2 separate regions of the Homo sapiens genome follow, and region 1 is linked to region 2. A link is a loop called in an ENCODE intact Hi-C map of the cell type or tissue named here. Cell type or tissue: sigmoid colon. All regions are shown on one strand. Each heading gives the region's core, and the rest is flanking DNA. Links, peaks and the distances in the headings are about the cores only. Region 1 has its middle 130 kb from the start of POU3F4. Region 2 holds the start of POU3F4 (POU class 3 homeobox 4).

What was found. Hi-C counts contacts between places; a loop is a spot of excess contacts. Peaks named below come from ENCODE experiments on the same cell type or tissue, not always from the same donor. Only the 100,000 strongest peaks of a DNase experiment are listed, where the experiment ranks them.
Region 1: a loop joins it to region 2, with 5 times the contacts of the local background. A loop is called at or near these places in 1 of 110 quality-filtered maps.

What each region holds. Positions count from the first base shown.
Region 1 is chrX:83,633,938-83,636,855 of GRCh38, forward strand. No RefSeq gene overlaps it. Among named protein-coding and RNA genes, the nearest start is that of POU3F4, 130 kb to the left of the region's middle. RefSeq lists an enhancer at 1,075-1,424. In sigmoid colon, for the core only: CTCF peaks have their summits at 1,525 (motif pointing left) and 1,725; a DNase peak (open chromatin) is centred at 1,494; H3K4me3 peaks cover 452 bases.
Region 2 is chrX:83,506,592-83,509,509 of GRCh38, forward strand. It overlaps POU3F4 (POU class 3 homeobox 4), which reads left to right and starts at 1,699. Exons shown (of 1, transcript NM_000307.5): 1 at 1,699-2,918. The coding sequence starts at 1,734. The coding sequence ends at 2,819. LOC107985635 (a long non-coding RNA gene) reads right to left here and starts at 140. Exons shown (of 3, transcript XR_001755986.2): 1 at 68-140. In sigmoid colon, for the core only: no CTCF peak of the experiment used is centred there; DNase peaks (open chromatin) are centred at 1,600 and 2,101; H3K4me3 peaks cover 1,830 bases; H3K27me3 peaks cover 1,469 bases.

The DNA.
Region 1 (2,918 bases), core at 314-2,813, 130 kb after region 2:
TTAATTTCCTTTGTCCTCTTTTTAATGGGGTTGCATGGTTTTTGCTTGCTAATCTGTTTAAGTTCCTTATAGATTCTGCATATTAGACTTTTGTCAGAGGAATATTATGCAAGTATTTTCTCCCATTCTGTATGTTGTCTGTTTACTTTGTTGATGACTTTTTTTTTTTGCTGTGCAGAAGCTGTTTAGTTTAATTATGTCCTATTTGTCAATTTTTTTTTTGCAATTGTTTTTAGCATCTTCATCATGAAATCTTTGCCAGGTCCTATGTCCAGAATAGTATACCACAGGTTTTCTTCAAGGGTTTTTGTAATTTTAGATTTTACATTAAAGTCTTTCATATATCTTTAGTTAATTTTTTAAATGGTGTAAGAAAGTAGTCCTGTTTCAATCTTCTGCATATGGCTAGCCAGTTATCCCAGCATCGTTTATTGAATAGGGAATCCTTTATCCATTGCTTGTTATTGTTGACTTTGTTGAATATCAGATTGTTGCAGTTGTGTGGCTTTATTTCTGGCCTTTTTTGTTCCATTGGTTTATGTGTTTGTTTATGTATGAGTATCATGCTATTTTAGTTACTGTAGCCTTGTAACATGGTTTGAAGTCAGGTAATGTAATGTTTTAGGTTTGTTTTTTTTTCTTAGGAATGCTTTGGCTCTTCAAGCTCTTTTTGGGTCCTGTATGAATTTTAGCATAATTTTCTCTAATTCTGTGAAGAAAGTCATTGGGAGTTTGATAGGAATAGCATTGAATCTGTAAATTTCTTTGGGCAGTATGGCAATTTTAACAATATTAATTCTTACTATCCATGAGGATGGATTGTAGGGACCAGCCCTACAGGGTCTGTGGGTTTTTCTACTCTTGTGCGGAAATGAGAGATTGTAGAAATAAAGACACAAGACAAAGAGATAGAAGAAAAGACAGCTGGGCCTGGGGGACCACTACCACCAAGACACGGAGACCAGTAGTGGCCCCGAATGCCTGACTGCACTGCTATTTATTGTATACAAGGCCAAAGGGGCAGGGTAAGGAGTGTGAGTCATCTCCAATGATTGGTAAGGTCACGTGAGTCATGTGTCCACCAGACAGGGGGCCTTTCCCTTTTAGGTAGCTGAGGCTGAGAGAGAGAGGACAGCCTACGTCATTATTTCTTCTATGCTCTTCTCAGAAAGATTGAAGACTTAAATACTTTCACTAATTCTGCTACTGCTATCTAGAGGGCGGAGCCAGGTGTACAGAATGGAACATGAAAGTGAAACAGGAGTGTGACCGCTGAAGCACAGCATCACAGAGAGACGGTTAGGCCTCCAGATGGCTGTGGGTGGGCATGACTGACGTCAAGCCTTCCACAAGAGGTGGTGGAGCAGAGTCTTCTCTAACTCTCCTGGGGAGGTCTGCTAAGTAATGAGTGCCTTCCCTAGGCACTGACGCTACTGCTAGACCAAGATCAGCTAAGTAACGGTTGCCTTCCCAGGCACTGGCGTTACCGCTATACCAAGGAGCCCTCTAGCGGCCCTGTTCGGGCATGACAGAGGGCTCACACGTCTTCTGGTCACTTCTCACCTTGCCCCTTCAGCTCCTATCTCTTTATGGCCTGGTTTTTCCTAGGTTATAATTGTAGAGAAAAGATTATTATAATATTGGAATAAAGGGTAATGCTATAAACTGATGATTAATAATGTTCATATATCATCATATCTATCTATAATCTATTTCTAGTATAACTATTCTTATTTTATATATTTTCTTTATTATATTGGAACAGCTTGTGTCCTCGGTCTCTTGCCTTGGCACCTGGGTGGCTTGCTGCCCACAATGGACTATTTTTCCACTTCTTTGTGTCATCTTTAATTTCTTTCAACAGTATTTTGTAATTATTTTCACGGAGATCTTTCATCTCCCTGGTTAACTGTATTGAGTAGGAGTGGCTAGAGTGGGTATCCTTGTCTTGTTCCATAAATTCTCAATGTTTTTGTAAAATGAAAATAATAACATGTATCTCATAAAGGCGTTTTGAAGGTTAAATATAAAGTACCTACAATAGTACCTAATACACAATGTACGACCATTATTAATGTTACTGGGAGAGGAGATGATTAACAGCTTATTGCAACCAGGCAAGATACAAATGATTCCATATTCAGACAAACACATCTATAATTATTAAATAAAGCTTCTGGTCTAGAGTAGAGTTTATATGCTGGAAATCTTCTCAGGGGCATTATTACAATGAGGATCTGAAGAATGCATTCCAGAAAATTCTAAAAATGTCTAAACCACTTCAACTCTTTGCAGTTCTCCCAACCCCAAAGATCAAGGCAAACCAACTCCTGGCAACCCAGTGTTCGTATTGTGCTTTCTGCAGGGTGTAACTGAAGAGAAGTAAAAAATGTCAGTGTGTGTTGAAAGATTACCTGGGGCTCACCAAGTTGCTTAGTATTCTCTCACCTATATTATCGCTTTCAGGAATGTTCTTAGATAAAGATGTAACCAAATTTTTTCCTATCTTTGTTGTCTATCTTCAACCTACTCCTAAATGTTCCCTCCCTCATCCCTTCAGCTGAAAGATGCACTACTAATTTGGGTGGTTGCTAATTAAGATCTTAAACTGTGATCCCCTCTCCTGGAGTATGTGAGTTTTCACAGTGTACAAAAAAAGATACATACACACACACATACGCATACACACGCCACTCAAAACTTTTAACATGTAACAGAATGACATTATAATGATGAAATGCATATAATATTGTATATAAGCATATATAAGTAAATGTAATTCTACAAATATATCTGTTTGCACTGCTGTTATATAAATGTGTCTGACTTTGAACAGAAATAAAATAATTTCTAATTTGAATGCTATCTGGAAGAATCTCCCACTGAATAATTGAGAGAAGTCACTTAATCTACAGTTA
Region 2 (2,918 bases), core at 136-2,635:
GAAATTACTCATTTCACAGGAAATAGATGCTCTTTAGCTATATAAAGGAATGGCAGAATAAGCTCACCTTGTTTTTATTTTTTTCTCATTTTCTTGCACATTCTTCAGATCTGTCTTCTTAGAGAAACTAATGCCTTAATGACTTTCTGGTAGCAGCAAGCCTTCTTTTATTTCTGCTAAATATATGAAAATGTATGCAAATTTAAATCAAGCTTAACCTAGGCGCTCTTGCAATATATTTAATGGAATTTCAAACCAATAAGGGAACTCTGATGCCGTCTTCTGTAAGTGCAAATATAATTAGGCAGCTAGGTTACCTCCAAAATTATTCAACGAAAGGTCATTTTTTTAACTTCAAAGACCATGTTGGGTATCTGGTGTTGCCTTTTCTCAGCTAGAACAAATCAAATCTTTGCCTTTCTCCCCACTCTGCTTCCAAGCACTGCCTTTGCGCCGGGCTGTGGAGCACACGGACTTGTCCTTTCCTAACTTATAAAAGCTTAGAAGGAGCACAAGTGTTTCACCTCTTTTATTCTATCCAAAATGTAAAAGCAGTCCTATCTTTTCAAGCTGAAAGCAAATTCAAGCTTGATGGGGACTGGGGAAGTGGGGGCGGTACTTGATGCCAAACATCCCGCCATTTCTCTCTCTCTGAATTTCCTGGGCACATTAAATGCAGGGCGGGTGAGGAGGGTGGGGGAGCGGTGAAGGTTAAAAACAATTTTCCTAGGGGATGGCATCGGGGCGCGGGGTCACGAACGTTTTCCTGTATACCTATTCGTAGTGGGTCTGCAGAGTGTTTTGGGTGAGTGTGAGGGCTGCCCGCTTCAGCAAGCAGAACCTTTGACAGAAGTTGTGGGATCTGTGATGGGAACTGATATGGAGCAGTGAGAAAGCAAGGTTTCCAATTGACCAGCTAGATTGGGAAGCAAACTTCGAAATAACTGAATATTGTCAGTATCACATTAGATTTTACTTTCCCAGAATAATTCAGTTCTTCGTGACCTAAAAAATTTTTCAGAAAAATTGAAAGAACAGGATATCTCTTAGAAGCTTTCAGACCTTGATATCGAGGTTCTTAATACAATGAAATAAACTGAAATGTTCTTATTGGAATCATTGGTTTCAACTTTATTGGTTTAGGGTCCAATCGAAGACGTTACTTTGCTCAAAGTTTGTAGCGACGTTTTGTTTTGCAGTCCTAGGCACACAACTAGCCCGCCCAGACAGCCGAGTGAGTCTGAAAAATCCCTATTCACTGAGATCAAAATGACATTTAAACTTGCTTTACTTTTTCTTTATTTAGATTAATCTAAATAATCAAAAAGGAGTTCTACAACCTTAATTTTCCACCTCACTCCCTGACTGCCCCCCAACAACACATCCCTCACATCTTTTCCCCATCAACATAAACCCCGCGGTGGGGGGGGTAGTAATCAAATGTACGGCCGCCACTCTGCGCTAGGCAGCCAATGGAGCTGAAAGATTGATTCACTTCCTGCTTGGGTCTCATTGAAACTCCGGAGCTTCACCAGCCTAATTTGGAAAGCGAGCCCGACCTCCCGCACCGCTATTGGCCGGGCTTACTCCTGGCCAGGCGGAGACGCGCTGCGATTGGCCGTGGTGGGTGCCGGTAACCCGTGCTAGCGTCTTTGGCTCCCCGCACCGTAGATGTCAAAGGCTGAAGCTGCTCCCTTTGCCACATTATAACTAGTAGGGGATCCTCACCGACCATGGCCACAGCTGCCTCGAATCCCTACAGCATTCTCAGTTCCACCTCCCTAGTCCATGCGGACTCTGCGGGCATGCAGCAGGGGAGTCCTTTCCGCAACCCTCAGAAACTTCTCCAAAGTGATTACTTGCAGGGAGTTCCCAGCAATGGGCATCCCCTCGGGCATCACTGGGTGACCAGTCTGAGCGACGGGGGCCCATGGTCCTCCACACTGGCCACCAGCCCCCTGGACCAGCAGGACGTGAAGCCCGGGCGCGAAGACCTGCAACTGGGTGCGATCATCCATCACCGCTCGCCACACGTAGCCCACCACTCACCGCACACTAACCACCCCAACGCCTGGGGGGCCAGCCCGGCACCGAACCCGTCTATCACGTCAAGCGGCCAACCCCTCAACGTGTACTCGCAGCCTGGCTTCACCGTGAGCGGCATGCTGGAACACGGGGGACTCACCCCACCTCCAGCTGCCGCCTCTGCACAGAGCCTGCACCCGGTGCTCCGAGAGCCCCCGGATCACGGCGAACTGGGCTCGCACCATTGCCAGGATCACTCCGACGAGGAGACGCCAACCTCTGATGAGTTGGAACAGTTCGCCAAACAATTCAAACAAAGAAGAATCAAGTTGGGCTTCACGCAGGCCGACGTGGGGTTGGCGCTGGGCACACTGTATGGTAACGTGTTCTCGCAGACCACCATCTGCAGGTTCGAGGCCTTGCAGCTGAGCTTCAAAAATATGTGCAAGCTGAAGCCCCTGCTGAACAAGTGGCTGGAGGAGGCGGATTCGTCCACAGGGAGCCCGACCAGCATTGACAAGATCGCTGCACAGGGCCGCAAGCGCAAGAAGCGGACCTCCATCGAGGTGAGTGTCAAGGGCGTACTGGAGACGCATTTCCTCAAGTGTCCCAAGCCTGCCGCGCAGGAGATCTCCTCGCTGGCAGACAGCCTCCAGTTGGAGAAGGAAGTGGTGCGTGTCTGGTTCTGTAATCGAAGACAAAAAGAGAAAAGAATGACTCCGCCAGGGGATCAGCAGCCGCATGAGGTTTATTCGCACACCGTGAAAACAGACACATCTTGCCATGATCTCTGACTGGAGGAAGCGAGGAGGCGGCCGGCCGCACTGGGAGCAGCGCGGATTTCTCTTTCTCTCTCACTCTCTTCCTTTCATTCTAGTATTCTTTATTATTTT